2 separate regions of the Mus musculus genome follow, and region 2 is linked to region 1. A link is a loop called in an ENCODE intact Hi-C map of the cell type or tissue named here. Cell type or tissue: heart. All regions are shown on one strand.

The links. A loop is a pair of places that touch in the nucleus more often than their neighbours do. Peaks named below come from ENCODE experiments on the same cell type or tissue, not always from the same donor. Only the 100,000 strongest peaks of a DNase experiment are listed, where the experiment ranks them.
Region 2: a loop joins it to region 1, with 2.4 times the contacts of the local background. A loop is called at or near these places in 5 of 42 quality-filtered maps.

What each region holds. Positions count from the first base shown.
Region 1 is chr5:100,253,820-100,261,819 of GRCm38, reverse strand. It overlaps the pseudogene Gm8091. Among named protein-coding and RNA genes, the nearest start is that of Gm42129, 22 kb to the left of the region's middle. In heart, no CTCF peak of the experiment used is centred here; no DNase peak of the experiment used is centred here; H3K27ac peaks cover 2,412 bases.
Region 2 is chr5:100,319,189-100,327,188 of GRCm38, reverse strand. No RefSeq gene overlaps it. Among named protein-coding and RNA genes, the nearest start is that of Gm45913, 21 kb to the right of the region's middle. In heart, a CTCF peak has its summit at 4,960 (motif pointing right); no DNase peak of the experiment used is centred here; H3K27ac peaks cover 461 bases.

The sequences.
Region 1 (8,000 bases):
AGGCAACACTGAAACAAGTCTCACTGTGTAGCCCTGGCTGTTCTGGAACTTACCATGTAGACCAGACTGGCCTTGAACTCACAGAGATCTGCCCATCTCTGCCTCCTGAGGGCATGTACCATCTCCTCCAAGGCAGCACTGAATTCTTAAAAACTTGGAAAAGTGAAATACATGACATTTGTAGGAGCTGTGAGTTAGACCTACACTGTCCAGTGTGGTAGCCAATGGCTATGGTTAGCTACCGAGCATCTGGGATGTGGACAGCCTGAAGAGAAACGTCCTGTGGGAGAAAAATACATACCACATTTCTAAGACAGAGCATAGAAGAAATAAGGAGAAGTCCCTCACTACTACTACTACTAATAATGATAATTCTGTCTGTCTGTCTCTGTCTCTCCTCTCCACCAGTGTGTGTGTGTCTGTGTGTGTGTGTGTGTGTGTGTGTGTGTGTGATACGTGTGTGGAGATAGCACTGAATTCAGTATTGAATTCAACCGTCAAGGTCAGCTGACCTCCTCTAGCTCTCTATGCCTCGTTTTGTGAGGCGAGGCCTCTCACTCTGCTTGCAGCTCAGCAACTCAGTCAGACCATCTGGTCAGTGAGCTGCTGGGAGCCTCCTGCCTCTGCCCCCTCAGCACAGGGGTTTTAGGCCTGTGACACCACATGGTTTTACAGTGGCCTCTGGAGATCCAGACTCCAGCCGTCATGCTCACACAAGCACTGTAGCCTCGGAGCCACACCCCCGATGACTTTTACACTCATATTTGGGGTACATTACATCGAGTACAACACATTACTAAAATTAATATTACTTCCTTGCTTTCAAGGATTAATGTGGCTACCAGTACACTGATAAGTGGTTTGCGTTATATTACATTACACTTCTATTGATCATCCTAAAGTAGGACCGTGACACAGTTTCTTCGAGGGTCAAACCTGCACCATCAGTGTGCCCTCTGTATCCTCTCACTTCCTGTTCCTGCCCCACCCACCCACCCACCTTTGTCACAGTTATTCCCTTGTCTCTTAGAGCCCAGGTCAGTCCTTGAACGCTTCAGGACTTTCTTAGGAATGATCAATAGAGGTTACGATGTGAATGTAATGTGCATTAAGACTGGCCTATCAGAACCTACTGTTGAATATAAACTCCAAATTGCACTTTTTTATAATTTGTTATTTTAGAATGTATATAAATTTAGGCTTTCAGCATGGTGACTGATTTAGCATGTTCCTTTCAGAGTGTCCCCCCTGCCCCAACACACACCCAGGGTAGGAAGAGATGGGATACCATTACACAAGAGCCAGGGCATCAGTGGGAACTGGTCAACTCTGTGCCTCCCTGGCCTGTCCTATTCTCCTCTTCTGTCCCCTCCTCTACTCTCCCCTTCCCTCCTCCTTGCTCCCCTCCCCCATCCCTTCCTCTCCCCTCCCCTATCCTATCTTACTCAATGACATGAAAACAATGGAATGGTGTCTATAGTTTTAGACTGGAGTAGTCAGCACTATATGTTGGCATTTAGTCTAGGCTCTGCCCCATGGTTACCTGGCAACAGTCAGATGTGCCTGACTCACTATAAAAGGGGCTGCTTGCCCCCTCCTCTCTTTTTTGCTCTCTTGCTCTGACCTCTCGCTCTTGGTCCTCTCTCTCCCCATTTGCCTGCCCCCCCCCATCACGTGCTCACGGCTGACCTCTACTCCTCTACTCTTTCTCCTCCCCCCCACCCTCTCAGCTCCCCTCCCTATGCCCTGAATAAGCTCTATTTGGGCTGCCTTAGCGTGGACTTCGGAGGCACCCCTCCCTACACACCACTGCACATTCATCAACATTCCTTCTCTCCTTATCTTTTTATAAAACACAACAGTATATGAACATGGCAGGAAGGAAGTTAATGAGATGACTGTAGGACTCTGGCTTCTCTCTCTGTCGAAGTTCAGTTTGCTCATGTCTTCTAGTTCACCCCAGTTTTCCCTTTGGTCCATCTCTAAGGTACACACTGCCTGGACTCCAACGCACCGGAGGCGTACACACCTTTACCCAGTCACAGGTGCTGGTCACAGGCAGGTTCTTCTGTCCTCCACCAGCTGCTTCCTGTCATTCCCAGGTCAGAGAGAAATAAATGCAGGCTAAGAGGGAAGAGAGAGGCCTGTGGGTCAAACAGGCGACCCGATTTCTTTTTGCGGTTCTATTGTTGGCTCACAGTTTGGTCTTTGAATCCCTTTCTCGATGGTCTCAGCTTTACAGTTACAGACACAGCGAGAGCAAAGCTATCACTTGAAGTATTTTTGGCTCACTTCTGTGCTTTGGAATGGGGCCCAAACCCTTCCCTCATTCCATTGTTCCAGTCAAAAGCCACTGTAAGGAAGCCATCTGGTGAGAGGACTTAAAACCAAAGCTGTTGTTCCGACCTGTCAGCGTCATGCCTTTGGTTTTGTTTCGTTTTACTTTTGTGTTAGGTTTAATTGGGGGAGAACTGTGTTCCTAGCCCTTCAGAATGCTCCTCTCAGGTCTCCTTAAAAAACAAACAAACAAACAAACAAACAAACAAAAAAACTGAGTGCATTAAAGAACTGCTATAATCTTTTTAAAAGAATGAGCGCTCCCTGTAAATGAATCCCTACACTTGAAGAGGAAGGGGTGTGTCTTAGGTCTGAGGAGACGCCATCTTGGCTCCATAACTGTTTTCCCAGTGAGATGAACTGGGGGGCATATAGTCTAAGCCTTCATGTTTGCTGCCGTGAGCAGGAAGCACAGTGTCCTCTTCCTTCAGCAACACCTCGCTGACCTCTTCAATATATCCCAAACTCAAGCTTGCATTCTGCTGAATGAGAACTTCCTCCTGTTCTGGTGAAAAACTATCCAAGACCATGTTTAGGAGTTGGATGTGGGGGGCAGAGACTGTGTGGGGACAACATGGGGACAAGAGAACCAGAGTGGGCAGTGAGAATAGGTTGGATGGCTGGAACTTTCTGGAAGGGCATCCTGGGGATGACATTTCACCCAGGCTGTTTTCCCTCTGTAAAAAAGACATCTTGGGAGTGGGCCAAGGGCCATCAAGCCCACCACAAGCACTCAGAGACATTCGCAGACCCCCATAACACCCGTCGAGGTGTCTTCTTCTCCCACGTTGGGTAGCTGCTGGTCCTCAGGCATCCAGATGTCATTGAGAAGGGCAAGAAGCTGATGTTGCTGATCTGCTTGCTCTGCTTGCTGACTGTGGTCCAGTTCCAGAGAAAGTGAGTGAATGGATAGCAAAGGGACCAGAAGAGGGGACAAAGCAGAGGGCTGTAGTCGTACCTCCAGCACAGTCCCCCCACCCCCTCCAGCTGAGCTCATTCTGAGATTGGCTGTCCATTAATCAAATCCTGTCTGTGTTCGTTTTGAATTTGAAGTTTCATATGTGCTGGGTTTCCATTAATCCTGGCCTCATTCCCTCTGATTGGCCTTGCCTGGCTGATTTCATGAAATTTGTCAGTTTTCCGTCTCTTCTGCCTGAGCTACCCTGAGAAGGCAGAGGGAGGGGTCCAGCCTTTACATAGTGACACGCTTGATGCCAACACAGCTGAGTCTCTCTCAGTGCTCTTGTTGCCCCATGGAAATGTGGCACTGGTAGGTTACTGTGTAAAGAAAACGGGACCACATATCAGGGTGCCTCAAAGCACCCATGTTGGGGGCTGGAGAGATGACTTAGAGGTTAAGAGCACTGACTGCTCTTCAAGATGTCCTGAGTTCAATCCCCATCAACCACATGTAATGGGATCTGACGCCCTCTTCTGGTGTGTCTGAAGACAGCGACTGTGTACTCAAATCTTTTCTTTCTTTCTTTCTTTCTTTCTTTCTTTCTTTCTTTCTTTCTTTCTTTCTTTCTTTCTTTCTCTCTCTCTCTCTCTCTCTCTTTCTTTCTTTCTTTCCTTTTTTAAGCACCCATGTGTTAGCCAAGTATGTTTAGTTGACTGCCATTTGCAGGGCAAAAATAGTTTGAATAAGCACTCGAAGAAAGGCTGCCTATAATGGGGTCAGCAAAAGGAAAGCGTCCTTCACCTTCTAGCCAGGCACCTTCATGCTTCCGTATGTCGAGTTCATGTTAGTCAGGGTCTACAACGGTGGACACTCCAAGAGCATTTATAAGCAGGCTCGTTGCTCCTAAAGCAATAGATTTGTATGTGACAAGGACAACCTTGGAGCCATATCTTGCTCAGGGCTTTCTTTGCAATAACATGGGGACTCCGTGGTTATTCAAGACCATCTCAGACAGGCTGGAGTCAGCTGGGTACCTTTCAGTTCAGGATCTGTTCAGGCTGAAACTGTGAACAGATGCTGTGCCTTTGGTCAATCCCAAAATCCTTGCATGAAAGGAAGTGCGCTGCAGACTGTCCTCCTGAGCAGAGGAGTGGAAAATTACTCAGAGGAAACTGCCCTGATCCGGCCATGCTCCCACTGGCCAGTGAACAGATTACTAGTGTCTCCATTTCATCATAAAATAGGGTAGCAGCGATACGCCACAAAGCTTTGGGAAGATAGCTTGCAAGTAGAAGTATGGCTGGCATATAGTCAGAGCCTGTAAGTCACGTGACATAAGTCACAATGTCACCCAAAGGTAGCTGCTGGGCGTGATGCAGAACTGTGTTTTCCTCTCTGCTTCCGTTGTCTCTGCTCTTTCGGGCAAACATGCCGAGTGCCACAAGCCTAAAGTCTTAGAGCAGAAAATAACACAGTGTTTTCTCTCTTAGCAGTGATGTGATTTTCTAATTTTGAGTTTTTACCCAACAAGTAAATATTAAAGGTCATGGTGCTGGAGATACAGCTTCGTGGGACATATGTGCCCATCATGCAGGAGGCCACAGGTTCAATCCTGAGGTTGCAAAACTGCCAAGAAGGAAAATGGGGAGGGGAGAAAGAGAGAGAGAGAGAGAGAGAGAGAGAGAGAGAGAGAGAGAGAGAGAGAGAGAGATCTTTAGAGAAAAGCACAAGGAAGCGGACTCACCCACAGCCCTCACACACAAACACTGCCGCTATTAATATCACACTGTCTCTATGTTTAGGCATAGATTTGATGTATTTAGTGTGATGGCAGTCACACTGCACTGTGATTTTATGTCTCGATTTTAACTTCAGATTACATTATACACACCATTGTCAAAGCCTTCGGGCCAATCCTTCAGTCAAGTGTGTCATAGTTGATTTAACCAACGCTGTGGTTAGATATGTATGTCACTTCCAGTTCTGTGATATAAATGATGTCACTATACAATTTGTCATGCTTTGGGACAATCAACCCTCAGATTGATGTCAAGAGTCTGGATGAGAAGGCAAAGACGCTTCTGTTTTATTAACAAGATGGAGACGATATAATAGCAGTCTGAATTTCTTAGCCCTCTCCAATCTTGTCCCTTAAAAATGTTGGAATACAATTCATTATGTGTGTTCTGGCAGGACACATGTCCCAAGGCTGTTTCTAAATGTAAACCGGAGAACAAAGACTATTTTGACAAGTTCCTTGAATCATCAACTGGGAACATCTCTTTCATCACTGGGCCCGTGACGACCAAAGGGGCTCAGCTATCAGGAACCACCACTCAGATCATCTCTCCACGGGGCTCCTTGAGCTTCTGCTGGAACCAGTGCTGTGAGGATGGCCCTAAAGATTAGCCTCTGTCTCCCCAGGTGTAGAGAAGGGCAGGGAACCTACAGACAGTGAGAAAGATGCTGCAATACAGGGCAAGCTCCGAGAAAGCACAGAGGACCAGCTCCTAACTCTCACTGCAAGGGAGAGGAATGGTGGGGGTGACTGAAGGTCTCACAGAAGGAGCTGGAAGTGGTCAGGATAAGGACACGTAAGCCAGAAAGGTTTTTAAGCTGTCAAAAGCACCATCATGGACTATTTAAACATGCACACACAGTGTAGCCTATGAGAAAAGTAATACGTAGATATGAATAGCAAACCGGAGCTTGAAGTCCCTCCGGCTCTGATTATTCGCTCGGTGTTCTTTCCGTCATACCTGACTGTTTGAAAGACACAAGAACACTGTGGGCAAGCACTCTTGTCCTCTGGTAATTATCCAGCTGAGAGATCACAGGGACCCATGATCCCAAGTAAGCCTTAGAGTCACTGAACTAAAATGGACATCCAAGACCCCCATGCTGAAGTTTGAATTCTGTCATGTTCGTGGAACTGGTCTTTCTAGTCATGCCAGGCAGCCAGGCTATATCAACCAGACAGGTTCCTTACCGGAATCAGGAATCGAAGTCATTGCGTGTTGTGGGTGAGCTACAGGGGAGGACCTGGGCTTGTCACATCAGCTCTCAGTTCTCCTTATCCAGGGCTGAGTGCCAGGCTTCCTAGCTGGCACAGGAATGAGCCTTGGGAGCACGGTCCAGGGCCTTTCCGAGGACGTCCCTTACAGAGCTGCTTCCCTGCTTCTGTCCTGCTCTCTGGGGCAATAGTTTCTGTCCCATCCCACAATAGAACATTCTGTCTCTGCCCCCTTTTCACTGCCCCCAGGGTGTGGGGTTCACGAAAACATGTCGATCCATCTACCTGTTGGAGATGTTCCTGGGTGTGACTGAGACAGAGGGCCTGAAGAACCCGCTTCTGTCTATTAACACAGTTTGCAGATCAGTGACAGCCAAACCTCTGCTTAACCATTCTAAGCAACAGCCCACCAAAGCCACGCATGGCTGAGAGTCAGGCTTGAGGGTCGTTCCTTCATCCTGCCTAATGGAGGAAGACAGGATCCTTAAGAGTATCAGGAAAGCATCAGAGCTCAGGCTGTACGGTCATATCCTCTCTAAAAGGCCAGGTACCAAGGCTCTAAAACAAGTAGTCAACCATGACTGGCATCCAGGGGGGAGTGGGGGAAGAGTGACACAGAGAGACTACTTGGACCTCAGAAGGCACACCTTGTGTCTGAGCAGATTGCAGGGCCACAAGGACTTTCTGGGGTTTCTGTGACATGCCTGGGTTCCTAAGAGCTTAGAATTCCCTGCTCAGATGTCTGAGGCCCAGTCTAGAGCTTGCAATGGTGTCTGTCAGGCGTGAAGGGTGGTCCGGTGGTAGCGTGCTTACTCAAGGTTGGATAGACACGCAGAGGACAGAGCTAGATGTGACAAAGGCCTGACTATGAACTCCACCTATCCTCTTGGCCCAAGTGCTACGGGTATTGGGGTTACCCTAGAAGTGAGTCATGCATAAGGCTGAGATAGGTCTTCCTGTTAGAGAGTGTGTTTAGTTTAAGCAAGAAGGGAGTTTATTTCTCCTACAATTAAAAGCACTCTGGAAGCAAATTACTGTAGTCCTGGAGCTCTGGACTTGATATAGAACAAGGATGGGCAGGGGCAGGGGCGGGGGCGGGGCGGGGGCGGGGGCGGGGGCGAGATTGATTGATTCCAGAAACAGGTTTCCAAGGAGGCAAGAAAGGACACAGCACCAGCTCTGTAAAACCTGGGTCCTCTTCCTTCAGCTCAACAGTATTTGCCATGTGGCATCTGTGGTTCCACGTGACATCTGCTCTCTGTGATTTAACGTTCCACGCTGTCCACTGAGCTCCAACCAGGAGTTGTTTGGTAGAGGTAAAGAGGCACACTTCTGAGTTTTCTCAGAACACACACACCCTATCCACTCTACTCTTGTTGTCCATATCTGCCCTCAAGGGAAAAGGAAACTATATGCTCTTGGTGAATACATTGTGCCTTTGAGTAAGGTCCTGATTGGTTTTCTATGTAAAGATTATTAAAAAGAAAAAAAAGAGAGAGAACAGTTTAGAGGATGAGACTATTGCTCAGTGGGTGAGAGTGTTTACAACCATGAGGACCTGAGTTCAAATCTCCAGCACCCAGGTGTGGCTGCACAGGTCTGCGATGCAGCATTGGGGGAGGGGGAGCAGAGACAGATGGCTCCTAGGAGCTTGCTGGCTATTTTGCCAAAGTGTCGAGCTTCCAATTGAATGTGAGACTTTGTCTCAGGTGTCAAGACAGAGAACACTAGAGGTAATACAAGGCCACA
Region 2 (8,000 bases), 65 kb before region 1:
AACCCACAGCCCTCTTGCCTCTGTCTCCTGTGTGCTGGGATCACCAGTGTGTGCTACCACACCCCATTTCTTTTAAAGTTTCAAATCTCTCGTAAGTCATTCAAGACACAGTTTTCTCCCACTTATTTTGAATACAATCTTCCTTTGGAAATGGGTGTCAATTGCAGATAGCATGTTGGCTAGGGGTGGGAGCCCCATGTCCATTCCCCCGTCTCAGCAGTGGGACCCCATCTGCCTTGAACCTGTACAGGTCCTGTGCATGCTTCCGGGGTCTCTGTGGAGTCCTATGTGGATCAGAGTGTTATGTCTGCAGGACACTTTTCCTGTTCCTCCACTCTGGCTCTTACAGTCTTTCTGCCTCTTCTGTGTAGCTCCCTGAGCCCCGAAGGCAGGGTTGGATGGAAACATCCCATTTAGGACTGAGGGCTCCAATATCTGCCACTCTGCACACTGTCCAGCTGTGGGTCTGTTAGTTCCTGTCTTCTGCAGGGAGAAGCTTTTTTGATGATGGCTGAGCAAGACGCTGATCTATGAGTATAACTGAGTGACATTGGGTTGACCTGACTTATAAATGGAATTTAGGGAAAGGATTCTTAATGTAGGTAGAGCATCCCTAATCTAAAAATCTCTTCACTATCCAGCACCCCAAACAACAACGCATAAAAACGAAGTGAAATAATAAAATGTATTGCCTGTACATTGTTTATACTCAAACTTAGAGTTAGATGGTGTTTGCCTTTATTCCTAGAACTTGGAGGCAGAGGTAGATGGATCTCTGTGAGCTTGAGGCTAGCCTAGTCTATATAGTGTGTTCTAGGCTATCCAGAATTACATAGTGAGTGAGACCGTGTCTCAAAAATAAATAAATAAAACCAAAATAACTTGAGTTTAAAATGTTGGCTTTCTTGGATGGGATAAGTAGAAACGGACACAGCTGGATTTAATGTCCTCATTCACCTAACACAGATAAAAATGGGGGAATTGTGTAGGTCTCTCCTGCGTCCTCCTGTGCAACTTTCTCCCCACCCCCGCTGTGGCAGTCATATTAACCCTTTGGACTGAGCCTGCGCAACTGTTCCTGGTGCAAAGGCTTCCTCCCTTTCTTCTGCACAGGGCAGGCGCCTTCATGTTTTCCTTCCCTTCACTTGACTTTGAATGGGTGTTGGTTCGCATCCAGAACTCCAACCTTTAAAACATATTTTTAGGTTAAAACAAACCTCCCCATTCTAAATCCCTGCGTGTCTAAGGGGATACCCCTTCACACAACAACATGCACAAAAGCTCCATTCAAATCCCCAAGTAATTTATTTTCCCCCCCGGCGATAATCTTCCTGCTTTCCCCAATATATTAAATTTGTTTTCTCAAAGCTATCTCAACTGTGGTCTGAAAGACTGGGCAGTTTCTTTCCCCTCCTAACCCGCAGCCTCTCCGTGGGGTTGTGTCTCAGCTCCTCTGCTCCCCCACACCTTGGTCCTCTTGTTTCACCCTGGTGCTGATGAGGGGCAAGGTGTGAACGAAACACCTTAGAAGAGAAAGAAGCAAAGATGCTGTGGTGGCAGCTTATGCACTGCTGATTATCGGTTGTCAGAATGGTCACAGTTATCAGAAAACGTCCTGGGTCAGGCACAGTAATGAGAGCGGGCATCTATCTGATACAATACAGCGGCTTACAGTGCTACATACTTGAATAGACACTCATTTAACTGCCTCACAAACCTGTGATCAAGCTATTGCCATGACTCCTACTTTACTTAAGAGGAAGCTAATGAAGTTTTTAGTGAAGAATTTAGTAAGTGATGCAGTTGGAACTTAGACCTGGTGGAGTTAGATCTAGAACGCTTGTAGCAGTGCAAGAGGAAGCTGTGAACTCTGGAGTCAGGGGATCTGCTTCTGAACACTGCTTTCCCCATATTACCTGTGACATCACATGTCAGCTGTGACATTGCATATCTGCTGTGACATCACATGTCAGCTGCAATATCACATATTAGCTATGATATCACATATCAGCTGTGATATCACATATCAGCTGTGACATCATATATCATCTGCAACATCACATATCACATTTCTACTGTGACATCACAGTTCTTCTGTGACATCACATATCTGCTGTGACATCATATATCATCTGCAACATCACATATCTGCTGTGATATCACATATCAGCTGTGATATCACATGTCAGCTGTAACATCAGATATTAGCTGTGACATCACATATCAGCTGTGATGTCACATTTCTACTGTGACATCACATATCTGCTGTGGCATCACACATCAGCTGTGATATCACATATCATCTGTGACATCACATGTCAGCTATGACATCACATATTAGCTGTGACATGCAGCAATCCCTTAACTTCTGACATCAGTCTCCTCCAGTTAGAAAGAGAACCAGCCCCAGGATGTTCTGAACCAATGGTTCCTCATTACGCAGAGTTGGGCATACCAAGTATTCAGTTTTTATGTGAATTATGCTGTCTCTTCTGAGATCTATTAACTCTCCTCACTTACTCTATGTCAACGTTTCCAAGTGTCTCGAAGACATTTTAGAGGCTTGCCTCTACTTTAGCAATCGCTTTCTATTATTCCAGATTACTGTGGAAAACAAAAGAATATGACAGCGTTGTGGTGTGGGGTGGAATAATCCACTGATGTAGCTGATACAGTTGACAAAAATTAAGATGAGACACTGACTGATGTGAAGAGAAAGTTTAAATAAGACTAGCAGACCAAAGACATATCATGGCGGGTTAAGAAGAAAGCCCAAAGAAGGAAGGGAGGGAGGGAAGGAAGGAAGGAAGGAAGGAAGGAAGGAAGGAAGGAAGGAAGGAGCGAGCAAGAAATGACAACATAAAGTGTACATCAGAGGACGAGGTGTCTTTCCAGGAAAGACACAGAGCATTGACACCAGGATGCCTCAGCCAGAGGACTCTGGGCGGGGCCTCAGGCAGAGGGTGCTGGGACGGGGATTCCTGGGGTGTCTTTAGGCCTCTTCCCTCTGGCCCTCATTTTATTAGTCAGCTCTGCTTTCGTAGTTTTCTACCTCACAGACAATATAGGCCATCCTAGCCCTAACTTTCCTCGTGTCTTCCTTACTGTGTCTGACTGCAGCTGCCACAGGATCTGGATTCAGTACTTTGGTTTACAGGTGAGCGTTTCATAAAGTGATTCCTTCTTTAAAATTGAGAACTAGCACTTCTCTCCAACCAGGCACTGACCTATGCCCTTTGTAGGTTTTGCTTACATTCAGAGGTCATAAGAGAGGATCCGATCTCCTGGGGCTGGAGTTACAGACAGATGTGAGCCGTCAAGGGGGGCTCAGAATTGAACTCTAGTCCTCTCTGCAAGAACAACCAATGATCTCTTGCAGCTGCTTGCTACTGGTTCCTCTCTGCCCTTCTCAAGGGTCCTGAGGCAGGAAACAGTCTGACTGCTCACCAGCTTACTTTCCTGAGTGCCATGTTTGGTCCATGGAGCATGGTCTTAGTTTGAACATCCTCGGCCTAGGGAGTGGCACTATTAGAAGGTGTGGCCTTGCTGGAGTAGGTGTGTCTCTGTGGGCTTTAATACACTTGTCCTAGCTTCCTGGATGCCAAGATGAAGATGTAGAACTCTCAGCTCCTCCTGCACCATGCCTGCCTGGATGCTGCCATGATCCTGCCTTGATGATAATGGACTGAACCTCTAAGCCAGCCCCAATTAAATGTCCTTATAAGAGTTGCCTTGGTCATGGTGTCTGTTCACTTCAGTAAAACACAAACTAAGACAAGCACACAGCACTCTAGAAAACCCAGAAAAACAGACAGATCCCTGAATGCTTTGCTGTTACCCCAAGTGTCTCAGGAATGACTCTGAGATCTGTTGTCTGCTGCCCCTCTACTTTGTTGAAAATATTTTAAAGCTTTCCACGGGAGCTGAAAATATGAGCTCTCTCCTTAGGCTTGAGATAAAGAAGACTCAGCCTTTGCCCGTATCCCTTGTGGTGAGAAGAGAAGAGGGGACCTGCAGCGCATTGGTGGCTCTCTATTGACTGCCCCACGTACACTCTGACTTTTCCCACTCTTGATCTGTATTTGGCAGCCGTGAGTGGTGGCTGAGTTCTATCCTTTGAGAATTTTGTTTCTGATAGCTGTGGTATCAGTGCCTCACAGAAATGGAAGCCGAATCCTCTTCCTACACCTCAGTCACTGAAGCAATGGAGAAACATGCAAGGCAGGGAGTGTTTCAGCTCTCCATGGCTTCTTACACCCCAAATGTGGTGGCTTCAAAACATGGGGAGACCATTCCTTGTGGTTCTATGGTTTGGCCGATGGCTTCCCGTATAGCCGCCATCCTTCACAAGGCGTAAAGCTGGGTGCTTTTGACTTTTAGGGACAGGGTTGAACACCTGTCTTTCTCACAGCGTCTCATTGTTTAGTGATCCATGCTGGCTTCCCTGTCACCTGCTCAACCCTTTCCTATAGCTTTGTGTTTATGGGGAAAGCAAGTGACAAGATGAGATACTTGGCAGTGATCAGGGTGGAGGGCAGGATTTAGGAAGACGTGATGGGGTGGGGGAGGGGAGGGGGAGGGGGACAGGAAGGGACTGAGGAGAAGGGGAGAAGGGGAGGGGGAGAAGGAGGTGGACAGAAAGGGAGGAAGGAGAAGGGGGAGAGAGAGGGCAGGGGAGGAGGGGGGAGGAAGAGGAAGAGAAGAAGGAGAAAATGTCTTATATTAAAATTTTTACTTCATTGTGTTTTTTTTCTGACCACGTTCCTAAGTTCCTCTGTAATCCCTTGGGTCTCTTTAAAATCTTAGCGTGTATGAATCCAGCCAGCCCTTCCCCCATCGTCTCCCCCTCCCCCAACGTAGCAAAATGCGAAGGTTGATCACCACCTGCTGGCTGGTGCGCTGATCTATCTCACCGGGACCTCCTTGAAGGGCAGTACAAAGAGACTGCCAGTAGGCGGCGCTGTGCCCACACCTCTGGCACCAGTGCAATGCTACCAACTTCACGAATTGCTAGATAACTAAAACAAGAAAGGCTCTTCAAAACTATGCCATTCGCTGATTTCTTCTTCCCCATGATGTACCTGTGGTCTGGAGAGGTGACTGTTGGAAACTGGGCTAAAATCCTCTTGACTTCCAGGTTGGCGTTTCCACTCTCCAATTCTCCCCCAGACAGCCCTACAGCCATCTCGGCTGTGACTTCAAATATCTTAGCAGTGTCAAAAACAAACAAACGAACGAACAAACAAACATCTTTTATATGTGTAAAAAAATCAGCAATGAACAGAATAGCTTTTTGGTGACATTTGTTTGTACCCTTTTGCATTTGTCCTTGCGGTAGTTAGCAAATATCTAGCAGAGATGGAATTAAATTTTCTTTAAAAATGTAGTTTAGTTAACAATTGCAAAGCCACGGGGGAAGATTCCAGTTTCTGCAAATAATTAAAATACTCAGGGATATGAGGCAGTTTGCAGTGTTAATCTTCAATTCTGTTATTGCTAGCTTAGGGATCATGGGGAAACTTCACATCTGTAAAATGGAGCAATGGTGTTGGTGGGTCATGTCATAGTCCAAGCGGTCAACACGTGCAAATGGTAGTGAGAGTAGTAATCATAATTTAGAATCTAGAACTCAGAACTGAAATCTAGTTGTTTCTATTACAACAGAGGAATTCCCCTCCTTGCTGTGGGTATGTAACTGTGGCATAGGTCTTTTGCATCCGTGTATAGCCACTCCAGACACTACCGTGGCTAGGAACTGTGAAAGTGGTGGGTGAGTGGCTTAGCTATGTGGCTGGTGAGTAAACAGGAGATGAGAAAGGAAGGAGGATGCCAGAATGACTTCTTCCCAACTGGGGACCCTTCTCATAGAAGGGTGTGGTGGGGGATCTGGGAAATAATAATAACAGCGCCAACAAGATGGCTCAGTGGGTAAAGATGCTTGCCACCAAGCCTGGGGGTCTGTCTGCGTGCAATCCCGGACATCTACATCGTGGAAAGAGAGAACTGATTCCAGTAAGGTGTCCTCTGGTTCCACACATGAGCACACGGACACACACACACACACACACACACACACACACACACACACACACACACCCTACACTGAAAAATGTAAAGAAATAGTAACTGTTTGCTTTCTGTGAAAACTTTTTTTTTAAGGTGTGGATCTTTGGTTTGTTTTTGAGATATGTTGCACAGTCTAGCTTCAAACTTGCCATGTAGCCCAGGATGGTCTTTAATTCATGATATTTCTGCTCCCTAGGGCTGGGATTCCAGGACTCGGACTCCCCACCTAGCTTTTTGGGTCATCTCTTACGGTGTCATCCACGTGACACTGGCTTCTTCTCTTCCTCTTCCTCCTCCTCTTCCTCTTCTCCTCCTCCTCTTCCTCCTCCTCCTCTTCCTCCTCCTCTTTCTTCTCTTCCTCCTCCTCCTTCTTTTTAAAAAGGATTTATTTATTTTATTTATATGAGTACACTGTAGCTGTCTTCAGGCACACCAGAAGAGGGCATCGGATCCCATTACAGATGGTTGTGAGCCACCATGTGGTTGCTGGGAACTCATGACCTCTGACAGAGCAGTTAATGCTCTTAACCACTGAGTCATCTCTCCACCACTCCCCCAGTGGTTCTTGTCTGATCTCTCCTGTGCTATGGTTTTCTCATTTGGACAGATGCCTGCAAAAGTCTAGATCCTGCATATTCTTTTCAGTTAATTAAGCTGACCTTGTGTCTGTTTGGTAACATGATTCAAATATTGTTTTGTTTACATTTTAAATATTGAACTTAACTGGGATTTTTTTGTGGATTCCTACCCTGTGGCACGGTTATCCCGGACTTCAGTGTTGTCTCTTTCCTGCAGCTGTAAGATGCTTGGAGGTGAGAGTGTTGAAATGTTCCTTTAACTAAAAGCCAAGTATAGATCAGAAATGGGCCGAAAGGCAGGCACAAGCATGGCACTTCTTTTTCTTTTGTGCACAGCAGAGCACAGCAGAGCACAACATTGAATAATCGGTAGGTATATTTGACAAATTGGGAATCCAGTTCATTAGAGAGCTTGGAGTCTAAAAATCAGGCAGCTTACAGGAAAATTTATGAGAGTATTAGACTGTGCAGCTACCAGAAAACAGGGCGCCAGGAACCGAGGCTGTATTGATGATCTTCCGCCCGAATCGGAGCTGTGTCCACTGAGCAAAACCTTCTCTTGTCAATGTGACTTAGGGGAGGAATGTTAGTGACACATAGATCTAGAAGACCAAGGGGACAGACTCAAACCCACAGGGCAGGATCAGCTCTGCAATATCTGTGGTTGAAGAACTAGGGGCCTTGTTCATAAAGCATCAATGTAAACAAAACCCTTGGGGAAAGACTTAGTCCCCATAAGGATCACCAGGACAAGCACCACCAAGTTATGAAATGCAAGTTATGCTGGTAAAATCATCTTTAAAAAAATCAATGTCTGGTAAGGCTTTTGAGAAGTTTATGTTCCCAAACTGGCATAAATTAGTACAAATATTTCTGGAAAACAGCACAGTGAAGTGTTACGAGCCTCAAAACACCACAGCCTCTAGTCTGGTGACACACTAGAGACCATTTCTTGGAGAAATAAGTCAACACAAAGATACAGGGGCTGGAGAGATGGCTCAGTTGTTAAGGGCATTGGTTGCTCTTCCAGAGGACCCAGGTTCAGTTCCCAGCACCCACATCATAGCTCACAATTGATTTTGACTTTAGGGGACCTGATGTCCTCTTCTGACCTGCACAGACATTTTCACACAAGTATTGTACACGTACACACTCATACACATGTATACACAAAATAAATAAATTTTAGAAAAACAGAATAGATTACCTAAAAATTATTAAACAGAAATGATATGTTTAATCAATATAATATTATTAGGACTAATATACTTGGGCTGGAGAGATGGCTCAGCGGTTAAGAGCACTGACTGGTTTTCCAAAGGTCCTGAGTTCAAATCCCAGAAAGCACATGGTGGC